2 separate regions of the Mus musculus genome follow, and region 1 is linked to region 2. The links are chromatin loops, found by intact Hi-C in ENCODE. Cell type or tissue: heart. All regions are shown on one strand.

Region 1 (8,000 bases), 160 kb after region 2:
TAATGACCAAATGCTTTTGTCTGGGAATCCGAGGTTGAGGGTTCACTTAAGCCTAAGGGCTGAGATAAGCCAGAGTTTCACAATGCAATCCCATCTCAAAAAAAAAAAAAAGTCTGGGCTGGAGAGATGGCTGGAGAGTGGTTAAGAGTGCTAACGGTTCTTCCAGAGGTCCCGAGTTCAATTCCCAGCAACCACATGGTGGCTCATAACCATTTGTAATGGGATCTGATGCCCTCTTCTGGTGCATCTGAAGACAGCTACAGTGTACTCATATAAATAAATAAATCTTTAAAAAAAAGTGTTTAAAAAAAGGAATCCATAGTAGATATACACTATGCTCTTTACACATGTAGGGGAACAGTTAATACACAGATAACATAGACAGATCAAAAGAAAAAGAGCCAGATATGGTAGTGGACACCTATAATTGCAGCACTTGGAAGTCAAGGGGTATTTAAAGCCATCCTCAGTTACAAGAGACCCCCATCTCAAAAAAAAGAAACAAACAACAAATTATGTTAAGAAAAACAAACGAACAAACAAAAAAACAGGTTATAACAACAAAAATATGGTGGTAGTATGGGTACTTTTGTGGGAGGCAATGTCACTAAAGAATAGTACATTCCCTTCATCTGCCTTGACCTCTATGCAGCTGTGGTTGCCTTTCAACTCCTGATCCTCCTGCCTCCACGTCCCAGGTGTTAGGATTACAGGTATACACCACAAGTAGAAATATGTGGCTCTCCAGAGTTCACTGCCCTGCCATTCTCGCAGAAATTGCTAGAGACCCCATGTCATGGAAGTAACAGTGGAGAATGACAAAGAAAGCGGGTATCCTCCACTGGCTTCTGCATGTGTGCAAACTGTTATGTATACATCACACATTTTCAAGCTGCAGAGAAAGCACATTATATAACAGAATGCCAGTTTTAGAAAAATAACATATGTAAGTACAGAAAATACCATCTTGATTAGGAGTCTGTGGAGTGAAGGTTCAGTAAACTATGACCTCTTGTCACAATCACTGGATTAGTTGCATTGGTTCTAGTTTCATTTCTGGCGCTGTGATAAAACACTGACTAAAAGCAACTCTGTCAAGGATTTAAATGGCTTATGATTTCAGGTCCATCACTAAGGGAAATACAAGACCAGCCTGGTTTACAGAGTAAGTTCCAGGACAGTCAGGAGCCTACATTTAGCCTGGGGTAATGATTCTCTACCGTCTGTCTTTGCAGATGTCCTTTCTGAACATTTTAAACAAATGGACACACTATACTGGTTTTGCCTGCCTTCTTTTACTTAGCATGTTTTTCAGATTTCTCCACATTGTGTGACAGGTATCAGAACTTCTATTGTCAGACAATATTCCACTGAATAACTATGGCATACTTTATCTGTTTACCAACTGCTTTATGAGTTGTTTACACTTTTTGGCTATTGTAAATAACTCACTTTTAAGTATTCATGTATAAATGAACATCTTCACTTCCCTTGAACAGACACCTAATAAAAGGGCTGGCTCACGTAGCTAATTTATGTTTGTTTTTTTTTTTAAACTAGGGCTGGTGAGATGGCTCAGTTGATAAGAGCACCCGACTGCTCTTCCGAAGGTCCGGAGTTCAAATCCCAGCAACCACATGGTGACTCACAACCATCTGTAACAAGATCTGACGCCCTCTTCTGGAGTGTCTGAAGACAGCTACAGTGTACTTACATATAATAAATAAATAAATCTTTAAAAAAAAAAAAAAAAGAGCACTGGTCTCTTCCAGAGGTCCTGAGTTCAATTCCCAGCAAACACATGGTGGGAATCTGATGTCCTCTTCTGGTATTCATGAAGATAGAGAAAGCACTTATGAACATAAAATACATTTAAATTTTTTTTCCAAACCAAAGTTGTTATATCATTTTAGATATAATACCAGCAACCCATGAATTTCCACATCCTAACCAACAGCTGTTATTATCATATTTGCAATTTTTTTTAAAAAGATTTATTTATTATATCTAAGTACACTGTAGCTGTCTTCAGACACACCAGAAGAGGGCATCCGATCTCATCATAGATGTTTGTGAGTCACCATGTAGTTTCTAGGATTTGAACTCAAGACCTCCGGAAGAACAGTCAGTGCTCTTACCAGTCCTGCTCCCTGGGGCCTGAAGATTGATTGATTGAATGATTATATGTAAGTACGAGCACCAGAAGAGAGCATCAGATCTCATTACAGATGGTTGTAAGCCACCATGTGGTTGCTGGGATTTGAACTCAGGACCTCTGGAAAAACAGTCAATGATCTTAACAGCTGAGCCATCTCTCCATCCCCCATTTGCAATTTTTTCCCCCGAGACAGGGTTTCTCTGTATAGCTCTGGCTGTCCTAGAACTCACTCTGTAGACCAAGGCTGGCCTCGAACTCAGAAATCCGCCTGCCTCTGCCTCCCAAGTGCTGGGATTAAAGGCATGCGGCACCACTGCCTGGTGTATTTGCAATTTTTAAGATGAGATCACATATACTTTCTGCCACACTATCTTTCACTTTCTTATCACTATCTTTCCCCTACCCCTTCTACCGCATGAACTTAGAGAACTGCCTAAAATCTCCATGTCCAGTCAACGCAGAAAGTACCTGTTACGTAATCGTCTTAACCTCAAGCTGTGTTTCCTATTTTAAAGGCTCTGTTAAATACAGGGCTGCACACACAGAACTCCTCTGAAAGGAAATACGCACCTAGTTTCAGCTCGATTGCTGTGTTGGTGTTACACTTGTACTCTGCTAGTTTCTTCTCCACGGCACTCTTATACTCCACCAGAAATTTCTCCAAGGCTAGAAACGAATAAAGCACAGCAAGAGGATTCTACTACACACAGCACAGAAGTTCCATTCTAAGTGACAAGTTGGGCAGTGTAAAAACGACTTTCTCAAAGGACATCTAAAAAAACAATGATCTCAGGAATCCTGAAGGGTTATGAGACCCTGAGTGTGCCCTGAACCAGGGCAGGGCAGCAGCACCGCGCTCGCTCAGAAGTTGGCTGGGAGGGAGGTGGGCAGGGCCCTGGAGAGGATCAGCTGGCGGGAACTGGACCTAATGGGTTACATTAGGGCGACAGTGAGCAAAGGGGAACGAGGGGGTGAAAGGCTCCGAGGCAGACCGCGCTCCACCAGACCAAACTGAGCGCCTTGCCTGAGCTCAAGGCCCGGGAGGCCCACGGGAGGCGCCGAGCGTCAGCACCGGGGGCGGTGGCGCCGAGCGCGGCCCACCGGGAGCCAGTCCCCGACCCTCAGTGCCTCGCGGAAGGGAGAGGCCTTCTGGAACCTCTGCTAGAGCCCGAAAGTTCCAGGCGGCCACTGTCACGGCCGCCTCAACGTTCTTCCCCAGAAGCACCCGCCTCCTCCCCTTGCTAAACTTTTCCCGGGAACTTACCCGCCATTTCCGAGCTCCGAGCGCCCGCAGCTGAGGAAGGACAAATCAACCCGCGCGCTCCCGGGCCGGAAGTGACCGCAAGGACTTACGCGTTTCCCCCGCCCATCCTCGGCGAGCCACGAACCAATGAGAGGGAGAAGGTCCAGGCGCGCGGCGGCGGAAGTGCCTCAGGAGGCGGGGCTAGCACCGTGAGAAGGCGCCCGCGGTTGCCTAGCCACCGCACGTGAGGATGCCCTCACCCCATGTCTTCGGCGTCCCAGCCTGTGCGGCTTGCTGGCCACTAGAGACTTGCTTAGAAATTAATGTGAATTCTCAAACAGCTTAAGGCGATTGTCCTTCCCATCTTTTGGCCCGAACGCAAGTTTTTCTGTGGGGGTTTCATTTCGAAGTTTTTAAACTTTTTGATTCAACTTTGCCATAACCCATTTTAAAAGGTTCCTCTGAATTTTATTCGTATTTTGGAGCTGGGTGACCAATTCAGAGTCATACTTATGGTAGACATAAGGCTCTGCCACTAACCCATTATAGACTTTCTTTGTGCTCCCAAATTGAAAAATAGTGCCATATTAAAGAACTCAGGGACCCAAAATGGAAGACTCCCGAAAGCTGTGCTCTGATTACATGCTAGCGTGCACAACTATTAAAAGTAAAATTTAGAAATATACCTGCTTTTGCTCTTAAGTTTTCTGGACAACCATTTAGCTCACTAAAAGTGGTTACTAACACTACCTCAAGTGGCTTGATTTAGTTGGACTTGTATGAGGTCCTAGTGGCTTGAACTAATCATAGGATACTACCCATTTTTAATCATGGGCCTTATTATTTAGTTGCTTTTGGATTTTTTTTTTTCTCCCAGAGGATAATTTGCTATTTACCTCTACGATGGTATTCAAATACCAGACTCCCTGGTGTCAACACATTTGCTGATACGCTTTAAAATGATGCATGCCGTATGGAAAGTTGATCTTTGGTATATCGGGTCTCTCTAGAAAAGAAGGAACCAATGGAATGAACATATATTAAAAGATGACTTACCACCTTGGCTTATGTGGTACACTTGGAGAGGCCAGACAGTGGTTGTCTCACAGCAAATGCTGAAAACCTGGTGGTCAGTCCTCAAAGCTAGGAGCCTCAGCCCAATCTGCCTGTGAAGACCTGAGGGACTCCTGGAGAACTGTTGGGTCTCTGCCTAGCAAGGTTCTAATACCAGCGCTTGAGAAGGCTAGGCTGACTCCATGACAGGCTTCAAATTGGCAGTTAAGGAGGTTAGGCCTAAATCTCTTACCAAGACCTGGGCAAGTCCAGGCAAGTCCAGGCCTCCGAAGCCGGCCCGCCACCTGTCTGGCCACCTGTCTGGCCCGAGGCAAGGACAATGGGTCAGCAGCAGTTTCCAGGCCTCCCCCAACAAGTTTACAGCCTCTCTACCCCGGCAATGGAATGTCAGTAGAGATGGACCCAACAGATTATCATAGAGGTCACCTACCCCAGAACTCCCTAATGTGCTTTAAATCAGGCCTCTGAGCTCACTTGGGTGTCTCTCTACCTGGGTCATGGGAGACCCAGCTTGCTAGACTTCTGCAGAATTCAACACTCTTTGTGGTTACATACTATTGGAGTCCAGGGTGACATCCTTCAGCAAATCATGGACCCTTACACACCAAAAAGGTCAATGAACTCTCCAGTGAGAATGAAGGTTAAGGAGGCAAGTTAGCAAAGCTTTCTTTCTGCCTTTTACCTGGGCCATTACCAGAAGGTGCTGCTCACACTTAAAGTGAGTCTTCTCCCATCAATTAAGATGATCAAGGCAATCCCCAGCAAACATGCTCACACTAATATAGGTTTGTGTGGGTCATATATGTATGTGTTATATAGTATATATGTGTATATATGTATGTAGTATGTAATACATATATGCATGTATGTGTGTATATAAACATTTATATGTGTGTATTTTGTTCTATGCCATGGTGACAGTTAAAACTAACCATCACACGTGGTGAAATAGTCTAGAATTAATATGCTCTCTAGTATTAGAGATAAAAAAAATATATAGCTAAAGTGATAGATTGTGCCTAAGCTCATTGCACCCGGGAGTCTGAGGCAGGAACATCAACTCATCAGTTTGAGGTTAACCTGAACTGTGATTGAGAAGAATCTGCCAAAAGAAGAGGTGGAAGGCGAAAGGGAAGAAGAGGATAAGGACCAACAGCACATACCTATAACACCCCCCCCCCCGCCCCGCACGGGGGGGGGGGGGGGGAAGGCAGGAATTCAGGTTATTCTTGGCCACTGAAGCTTGAGGTCAGCTGGGCTATGTGAGATCTGGAGAGAGACAGAGACAGAGAGGTGGTGGGGCTGGCAAGCGAGGGAGGAAAAGAGAAAGGAGTCAGCCCAAGGTAAGTTGCCAAGCTCATCTTCAGTTTACTCCAGTGTCCTGATGAGCCCAGTCCTCCAGATACTCAGGCCTGGTATTTATGTGTTAGCTATCTAGAAATGCCCTTTAAGATTAGAGTAGGCAGCAAGAACACTGAGGCCCTGCTCTTTAAACTCTTACATACAAGATTACAGTCATAGTGTTCAGATAGGAATATGAAGTCAATGCTACTAATGATTGATCAGAAAGGGAAACAGGACCAGTGAGGTGGGTCAGAAGGTGAAAGCACCTGCTGCCCAGCCTGACAACCTGAATTTGATGCCCAGGCCCCACATAGTGGAAAGAGAGAACTCATCCTCCTATAGGTTGTCCTCTGACCTCTTTATAAGTGCTGTAAAACACACACATACACACACACACACACACACACACTCTCTCTCTCTCTCTCTCTCTCTCTCTCACACACACACACACACAAATAAATACACAATAAATAAAACACAAATAAATATAATTTTAAAAAATTGAAAGGAAAAATATTTGTTCAAAATGGCAAGGTTTATCATTTTCTTTTTTTTTTAAGATTTATTTTTATTTTATGTATGTTAGTACACTATAGCTGTTGCTGTCTTCAGACATACCAGAAGAGGGCATCGGATCCCTTTACAGATGGTTGTGAGCCACCATCTGGTTGCTGGGAATTGAACTCAGGACCTCTGGAAGAGCAGCCAGTGCTCTTAACCACTGAGCCATCTCTCCAACCCCGGCTTATCATTCTCCAGATGTCTTTATCTGTAGCTAAGCAATTATGACTCTTGTAAGAAGTACGATGAGCTTGTTTGATCTAGGGTGACGAGAATTAGTATGAAGTACTGAGGAGCCGAGACTACAGTTCTGATCCTCATTGTCGAACTGTTTACCCATACTTTCTAAATGTCTCAGAATATGTGCTTAGATGCAGTTCATCTCAGAAACAAAAAACATCTTCTTTCAGGAAGGTGATAATAAAAATAATCAAACATGCTGGGCATAGTGGTACATGCCTTTAATTCCAGCACTCAAGCCCAAGGCAGTGCCTCTTTGTGAGTCTGAGGCCAGCCTGGTCTACAGAGTGAGTTCCAGGATAGCCAGGAGTTTCAAGAGAGAGCCTGTCTCTCTCTCTCTCTCTCTCTCTCTCTCTCTCTCTCTCTCTCTATATATATATATATATATATATATATATTCTTATATATACATGTGTGTATATATATGCATATATATATATATATCAAAATTTTAAAAGCATTTTCCTGTTTTATAGCGGAGTCAAAATTTTAAAAGCATTTTCCTGTTTTATAGCGGAGTTTCCCCTTTTTATTGTATTCATATATTACCTTGTACTAAAGAGGATTTGAGAATGTGATTGGTACAACTGCAGAATGAGTTTTACAAATGGCTATGGTGTTCTGCCGTGTGTGATTAAGACAGTAGAGCTATGTGGAATGTTCAATGCCCTACGAGTCCAGTTCTACTACTGTCTCATGGTTGACCTTGCCTTTTTTACTATGCGGAGATAATAACACCTTCCCAGGCATAAAACTGAGTTATTTGTAAAGATCAAATAAATATTGACATGCTGTGTGCCTAGGAACTGGTAACAAGATAGCATGAAATCTAGCATGAAAGATCTGAAAAAGGCATTTCCTTCTTGTATGTATATGTATTGTGTTTGTGAAGTAAGTGTGTGTGTTTGTTTGTGTGTGTGTGTGTGTGTGTGTGTGTGTGTGTAGGCATGCATGTGCCATGGCTCACATGTAATGATCAGAAGATAATTGTGGGTACTAGCCCTTGTTTTCTACCTTATTTTGAATAGAGTCCCCCACTCTGTCTTTGTCTCTCTCCCTCACACTCTCATTCATACTGTGTACATCAGGTTAGTTATCTCTGCCTCCCATTTCACCATAGGAACACTGAGATTACAGGCATCATAGGTTCTGCACCCTACATTCCAGGGATATGAACTCAGATGCTTAAACTTGTCAGGCAAGTACTTTTACATACCCAAGAATTGCCCCAGCCCAAAGGCACTTCTGTCTTCAGAGTAAAAGGCCATATTACACTGTAAGGAATTAATTAGCAACTATATATCTGCTACGGGTTGAGTGTATATAGACCAGTCAGATTCATCATCCTGCCTTGAAATCTGTAGAAAGAATTTTGTTGTT
Region 2 (8,000 bases):
GATGGTGATTGGGTCTGAAAGTTGTAGCAGCGTGCTGAACCGGCTCCCCAGCTCTGGGGAAAGAGTCAGGGCTTTCTGCTTGAAGAAGTGCCTTGGAAAGTCGAAAGAGTCCCCTGTCGTTCTCTGAAGGGACAATGTCCTTGAAGCTCAGCCTGGCCACTGCTTTCTCCCCCTCATCCCCGGTCAAAGACTTGAACTCTTCACTTCTGTTTGGAATCTTCCCATGTGACCTGAGATAGGTCCACTGGAATCCTGAGGGGAAAAAAATCTTGGGGCTACAGAACTATGCTCAACCTTTGAGGATATTAATGTCCCTTCTACAGTACCCTACCGGACAAGACAAGGGTGCTGTGCAACCTTCATTCCTCGGGCCACAAATCCAGTTCCTAAGCAAAAGCACCCTTGCATGGACCAAATCTGGACTCTACGTGTTAGCATTCTATCTAAGCTCCACTCCACAGTTACTTGGCAACAGCCGGGGAGGCCTGACCCACTATAAAAGGGGCTGCTTGCCCCCTCCTCCTTCTCTTCCTCTCTTGCCCTCTTGCCTGCTCTTGCTCTTCCTTTCTTGCTCCCAGCTCTGTCCCCTCCCCCCTTCCCCATCCCCTTCCCCCATCTCTCCACATGTTCATGGCTGGCTTCTCCCCTCTCCCCTCTCCCCTCTTGCCTGTCCCCTCTCCCCTCTCCTCTCCTCTCCCCTCTCCTCCCCTTTCCCTCTTCCCCTCTCCTCTCCTCTCCCCTCTCCTCTCCTCTCCCCTCTCCCCCCCCTTTCCCTTTTCCCCTCTCCCCTCTTCTTCCCTCTCCCCTTCCCATACCCTGAATAAACTCTATTCTATACTATATGTGGTTGGTCCCTCAGGGGAAGGGATGTCTCAGCATGGGCCACGGAGGCACCTGCTTTCCCCATACCTCACCACACCTCCATAGAACATAACCACCCTCTCTTTATCTTTTAAGAAACACATCACTACCGTTTGTCCTTGTCATAAACAAGAGATCTGGGGCTATGCCTTTGTTTCCCTCTCTGTCAATTCTATACCCACTCTATGGATTCCTCACAGCTAAGATGGATGGTAAAGGCTTGGCAGAAGCTAGGGTTAATGAGTGACCGACTCAGTCTAGGATATGTTCTAGCAATTGCCTTCTCTACTAGACTGTAGGCCACCGGACCTTAGTGATCCCCAGATCCGGACACTATGTTACAACAAGGAAGTGCCAGTAGTGAGATTGGGAGCAGTAGAGAGCCTTGTACTCAGGACCACTTAAGGTGGAGAAAGGAAAGGCAAAGATGCCCCTGGGGAGCTATCAGGGAAGCACCTAGCAGAAGACCCCACCCACTTAGCTGGGCTAACAAGCCCAACCCTTGAAAGCATTGTGACCTCTTGCTGAGCCTAGGAAGGAAAACTAAAACACAAACTTGAGTTTCAAGAATACAGGCTCTGGAGTCTGTCCATGTGAAGGCTTAAGGGATGGGATTCTGTGTGGCTCCCTGGATTCCTGGAGGAAACCTTAGGGTCTTGCTGGGAGAACCAGTGTTAAAGACACTAACAAGAACTTTCTGGGGTAGCTGTGTGGCTGTGATAGAGAAGCCAGTATGAGACGGGCAGGACTGGGAGGTCTCCAGAGACAAATCCCTGCCCTTTCCCCACAGCTTTGAGTTCCAGGACAAAGCTTAAGAGATTTAGAAATTGCAGGTCTCCAGAGCTATAGGGGTGGTACCCCCAAGACACACACACATACACACACACATAAACACATACACACACACACACACACACACACACACACACACACACACACACCAAGCATCACTCCTGGGACCAGCAGCAAGCAAAGATTCACCCTGGGACCATAGCCAGAGAGTAGGTAGTCAAACTAGCCTTGGAATGTGCAGACCAACATGGAAGCCCTGGGGGAGTGGGGCGGGTGCCTTCTTTCCCAGATCTCACCTCTCAGCTTGGTGCAGGACACCCAGTAGACAAGCAGAGGCAAAGTTCTGGGCCAAGCGAAATCGAGGGAATCTGGCCAGGGGGTTAGGGGGAGCCCTAAGTGAACCTTCACTCTCCAGCTTGGAGCCTCTGGAAATCCTGGGTGTTTGAGGGCTTACCCTAAACACTACTGGGATTTGTGCTGTAGCAACAGAGAAGGCAGCTGGCTGACAGCTGAAGTTGAGTGAAGCACCTGATGCGAAAGAAGTTGTTTTCTTCTATCCAAGAACCTCGAGATGTTCATTGCTACAAAGGGAATGGGTGGATCAAGCTACACTCTGAGGAACAGGCTGCAAACTGAGATGTGTTGAAACACACAAAGTCTGCATTGAGACACCTAACCCTCCTCTACTAGATCTAGGCAGACTAAAAGAACTCTGGGGCTAGGAATAATAACTGAAGGGAAGGAGCAAGCACCAAGGCAAACTAGCCTCATTCAGGCAGCCAGTTTCTCTCCAAATTCATCTCAACTCCCTCTTGAGGCCTCTTCTGTCTGAGGAGAGCAGAGTGGCTCTCCTCAGAACTGGGGCTCAAAGTGTAAAATATCAATCAATACAAGAATACAATCAATACAAGAATACTTAGGGTGCTTCACTTTAGACCAAAGTAGAGAAATCCGTTGGCTATTTCTTACAAAGCAATGAGACAATTTGGATGAACCTAGATTTTGGCGGGTGGGGGTGGGGTGGCTCATGCCTGTAATCCCAGCACTCAGGAACTCAGATGTAGACAGGAGGATGGTTGTGAATTTGAAGCCAGGTTCGTCTACACAGCAAGTTCCAGACTAGCCAGCACAGCGTCCTGAGATTGTGCCTCAAGAAAACAAAATTAGTAAATGGAACAAGATGTAGATTTGTGTCTGGCTTATCAGGACACTTCAAGCCTAGGTCCCCCCCCCCCCCCCAGCTATAGGTCTCTCTCCTTCCCCTTGCAGCTTTTCCCCTCTCTAGGCTCAGAGCTGCATCCACTTCCCAGGCTACAGGGCACTCATCTTGTGTCCAAGATAAAAGAGGGCCCAGGTCCTATTTATTCCAGAATGATGCTGTTTTATAAATCTCACCTGAGTTTACACTGTTTCTGGGGATTGAGAAAGAAATAGAATGCAGAAAACTTTCCACCACCAGTATGCCTTCAGGACAGGCTTGATTGGCAACAAAGGGGCAGAGAAAGCGCAATCAGATTTTTAATTCTGATTCTGATTTTTAATTTTAATTTTGATTGGTTTTTTTCCTTTTATTAGGGCAAAACAGCTACTCGTGTGGTGTCAGAGCACAGGGACTTGAAATCGAGTCGCTAAAAGGCAATCTGGATTAAAAACCTTGAGATACCGTTGATGCACATAAAAGGGGCAGGAAGCAGTTTAAAGTCAATACAGTAGGGAGGGTCTGGTCTGGTGCAGGCGAGTCCCACCAGGGAGCGTTTCTAATAAAACTCATTCTTCCCCATTCTCTAGGCCTTCCTTAGCCAAGTGGCTGAGAACTAAATCCAGGCAGACTGGAAGGCGCATTACCTGCCTCATTATTCCGCTGTGTGAATGCTGGAGTTTTAATTACACACTTGCTTTTTCTGGGGAAGACCAAAGATCGTATTTTTTAAAGTATCAACTTGTTTTCCATTAGGCAGTTGTTGTAACAAGTTCTTTCAGTGACATGTTATGTCTTTAGGAAGGGATGCTTCAGATGGCGCGCACTAGCACAATTTTGTGGCTTTTAATTACTATTTTGTTCTTTTGGGGGGTTTCAGAGGCTGGCGCCTGGGCGTGATTAGACTGTCTACCAGGCCTGTAACAACCTCCTACACTGTCCACCAGGTGGCGCCACAAAGCAGGCGCTACCGCAATCTTCAAACTTGAGAGTCCATCACTGCGCTGAGTCCATCCATCACCCTTCTTTTGAAAATCCCAACCACCAGAGAGGGGAACTCATCACTTGGAAAAGAAAGAAAGAAAGAAAGAAAGAAAGAAAGAAAGAAAGAAAGAAAGAAAGAAAGAAAGAAAGAAAGAAAGAAAGAAAGAAAGAAAGAAAGAGAGAGAGAGAGAGAGAGAGAGGAAGGAAGGAAGGAAGAAAGAAAGAAAGAAAGAAAGAAAGAAAGAAAGAAAGAAAGAAAGAAAGAAAGAAAGAAAGAAAGAAGAAAAATAAAAATAAAGAAAGAAACCTAGAGAAAGAAATTACAACAGTGGAGTAAGATCCTAGAACACGAAAATGTAAAATAAAGTAGACAAAATAAAACTTCTTATATTTATTGTTTATATCAAGAAAACGTGTGATAATGAATCTTGATAAATCTCTAATATTACTTCAGTATCTCTTTTTTTTTTTCATTCCCCTTTTCATAAAAACACCAATGCAAACGACTTTGAAGGCTGTCTAGTCTGGCCTACCTTTCCCAAGGAGGGAACCTCAGAATCAGTTTCCAGCTAGTGGCTCAGATGTGCGTCATTACTAGAGACCTTTATGTGTATGAGGAAAAGTGATTTCAAATACATTACTAGTAATAATACCTTTGGGCTTATAGAGCTCTTCTCTCAAGCAAAAAGGAAAAACGTTAAACATTATCCAATTAATTGTCGTAATATCTCTGTGGGTAGTTTGGGAAGCATAGGTTATTATACGCGGTTTATGGATAATTTAAATCAATTGCCCGTCAGGTGCAAAGTGGCTGACAAGAGTAGTGCGAGCCAGGCACCTCGAGGAAAAGTATCTGGAGAAAAAGGAGACAGAGCTGGCTCGGCCCTCTTCCTGGCTTTATTTGATTAAGGCGAAGTTGGACAAGAGATGTAAATCGTTAGACTTGGCTCTTGAAAGCAGAGTAAGGTGGGAGACCCCATTTCTTTCCCGGAGCCTTATGTCCTGTTGCGGGCCATCCCGCACCCTATCCAGCTCCAGATCGGGTACCCACTTTCTGCAGTGCTTGTACACGCACCCACCGCGGCCGCCTTGCCCGCCACGTGACACGCGGGTCCCGGGGCCGCCCGGTCGCGGACTCCCGGCGCCCCGCGGCTCATTCCTTCTGATTGGCTGTTGCTAGGTGACGTTGCCCGCGGTCACGTGATAAGTGTTAAATGCCCACCCTGCAGGAGCCTGCCCGGCAGACAATCGTAAAGCTGCTCGGGGGTCGCTCACCTGCTCCCGCCTCCTGGAGCCCCTACCGGGTCTGACCGCTCTTGCCCCCTCCATTGCCCGCCCCCCGCCCGAGCCGGGCCAGGAGCCGAGAGGTCCGAGAGGCCCGGGAAGGATGCGGCCAGCAGCTGCGGTCCCGAGCCACGCACGGTGATCGCCTCCTCCAGGGGAGGAGGCGCCTAGACCGTAGCCTCATTTCTTGTTTTCCTCTCCCTCCCCCTCCCCGTAATTACATTGGTTGCTGGAAGGGACCCGGAGAGATAGACAGAGGAGGCGCCTCGCATCCCCCTCTCGCCCGCCACCCGTGCTCTTTCCTGTCCCGGGTCAGGATGACTGGAGTCTTTGACAGTCTGGTGGCTGATATGCACTCGACCCAGATCACCGCCTCCAGCACGTACCACCAGCACCAGCAGCCCCCGAGCGGTGCGGGCGCCGGCCCTGGCGGCAACAGCAACAGCAGCAGCAGCAACAGCAGCCTGCACAAGCCCCAGGAGTCGCCAACCCTCCCGGTGTCCACGGCTACGGACAGCAGCTACTACACCAACCAGCAGCACCCGGCGGGCGGCGGCGGCGGGGGGGCCTCGCCCTACGCGCACATGGGCTCCTACCAGTACCACGCCAGCGGCCTCAACAATGTCTCCTACTCCGCCAAAAGCAGCTACGACCTGGGCTACACCGCCGCGTACACCTCCTACGCGCCCTACGGCACCAGTTCGTCTCCGGTCAACAACGAGCCGGGTAAGCATCGCAAGCATCTAGGGTGCCCAAGTCACGGGGAGGGACCGGGTAAGCATGGGGTGGGGGGCAGTCCGGAGCTCTAGCCTTGCACTCTGTGCATCTCTTGCTCCCGCCCTGAACTCTGCCCAATCTCCAACTGCACGCGAATCGCAGTTTCTGCCTCTCCACGCTCCGGGGGACAGAGTCGGTGGGCGGTTGGGCCAGTTGGCATGCTGTGGGTAGCGCATAGCTTTGCTGCCCGCCTCTTCTTTCTCTCTTGCACAGCTCCCCCGGGTCCCTTGCAGGGTTCCGTGGCCAGGCCAGTCGGCGCGTGCTGAAGTTGGGAAGGCCTCCTCAAGTCTCTAAAGGCCTCCGCTCCGAACTTTAGGACCGCGGGGTTGGACGGTGGGTGCTCACCACTCACTTTTCGTTGCAGACAAGGAAGACCTTGAGCCTGAAATCCGAATAGTGAACGGGAAGCCAAAGAAAGTCCGGAAACCACGCACCATCTACTCCAGTTTCCAGCTGGCGGCCCTTCAACGACGCTTCCAGAAGACCCAGTATCTGGCCCTGCCAGAGCGAGCCGAGCTGGCGGCGTCCCTGGGCCTCACCCAAACTCAGGTGAGCAAGGTGGGAGATGGCCTGCTTTCTCTAGGAAGCGGGCACGTCCGGAACAACTTTTCAAAAGTATATTTTCACCTGTGCTTTTTTATTCCGGGCAAAGTAAACTTCTAGGCCCAATGCTTAAAACAAACAAACAAACAAAATAAGAAATTTTTTTCAAAGGGGGCAGCCGCATGGGAGGAAAGAAAATGACCCGGGTGGACAGAAATCCCACACTACAACGCCTTTCCACTCGCTGCTGCTAAAGCGGGTTCCATAACTGACCTGACACCGCACTACCCAGAACCTTGGTCACATACTTAGAGCTCATCCATCAGCATTTTGAGATCCCCCCAATGTAGCTAGAAGCAGCGGAGGCCCAGAGCCCAGGTCTGCTCGCCCGCCGTCTCCACTCCACCAACCTCCTGCCCAGGTTCCTGTACTAAAGCTCAGGGCTTTTCCTTTTTTTCTACAAAGGTCAAAATCTGGTTCCAGAACCGCCGATCCAAGTTCAAGAAGATGTGGAAAAGCGGCGAGATACCCACCGAGCAGCACCCTGGAGCCAGCGCTTCTCCTCCTTGTGCCTCCCCGCCGGTCTCGGCGCCAGCATCCTGGGACTTCGGCGCGCCGCAGCGGATGGCTGGCGGCGGCCCGGGCAGCGGAGGCGGCGGTGCGGGCAGCTCTGGCTCCAGCCCGAGCAGCGCCGCCTCGGCCTTTCTGGGAAACTACCCGTGGTACCACCAGGCTTCGGGCTCCGCTTCACACCTGCAGGCCACAGCGCCACTTCTGCATCCTTCGCAGACTCCGCAGGCGCACCATCACCACCATCACCACCACCACGCAGGCGGGGGCGCCCCGGTGAGCGCGGGGACGATTTTCTAACCTCGAGTGGACAGCGTCTGAGACTTGAGAACTGAGACACCGTGTTCTTCAGCACGCGTCCTGTAGCTAGAGGCTCGAACCTACCAGCCCGCGACCGCCACCCACCCAGCGGTATTGGAAGTGGCGACCAGGGGTGACCCGTCGTGGAGCCACTTCTCGCACTGCCACGGAGCAGCCGGAAACAAGGAGGCCTCGTGGGATCCTTTAGTGCCAAGCCTGGCGTCCCTGGCCTCAATTCCGACCTGAGCCCCGGCCACTTTTAGGCCATCCTCGGACTTGTCGCCCCTTCCCAGCCCCCTCAGCGTGATCCTCAGGGTCCTTGGTCTCTTCAGGCCCTGAGCGGGGTCAGGCACTGGGACGCCTTCCCCGCCCTCGAGGCTTCCCGGCTCTCAGAGGCTCCTTTTTTCTCTCCTGCTCCAGGCCTCAGCTCCAGTCCGCTTCGGTTATTGACCTCCTGGGTCCTACTCCACCCTATCACCTACCCCCGTGACCCCCGGGATCCCGCCGGTTTTTTCCCCTCCTGGGGGCTCATGGGGGAGAATTCCCAGCTCTCCCAACTCTTCCCGCCTCCCACTTTCCCCAGGAACACTCCCGTAGCTCCTTCATCCATTGCCAGTGGAGGGTTTTTATTTTTATTTTTTTAAAAGTTTAGGTGCCTTTGCGGATGACCTCATTTTGATGTTAAAAAAAA

Evidence for each region. Peaks named below come from ENCODE experiments on the same cell type or tissue, not always from the same donor. Only the 100,000 strongest peaks of a DNase experiment are listed, where the experiment ranks them.
Region 1: it touches region 2 in a loop (2.7-fold over the local background); 1 of 42 quality-filtered maps calls a loop at or near these places.

The regions. Positions count from the first base shown.
Region 1 is chr2:71,384,727-71,392,726 of GRCm38, reverse strand. Hat1 (histone aminotransferase 1) reads right to left here and starts at 3,467. Exons shown (of 11, transcript NM_026115.4): 1 at 3,423-3,467; 2 at 2,729-2,824. The coding sequence starts at 3,429. In heart, no CTCF peak of the experiment used is centred here; a DNase peak (open chromatin) is centred at 3,556; H3K4me3 peaks cover 1,806 bases; H3K27ac peaks cover 1,429 bases.
Region 2 is chr2:71,543,829-71,551,828 of GRCm38, reverse strand. It overlaps Dlx2 (distal-less homeobox 2), which reads left to right and starts at 5,075. Exons shown (of 3, transcript NM_010054.2): 1 at 5,075-5,845; 2 at 6,261-6,445; 3 at 6,905-8,000. The coding sequence starts at 5,437. The coding sequence ends at 7,309. In heart, a CTCF peak has its summit at 3,780 (motif pointing right); DNase peaks (open chromatin) are centred at 3,798 and 5,658; H3K4me3 peaks cover 3,534 bases; H3K27ac peaks cover 2,533 bases; H3K27me3 peaks cover 7,481 bases.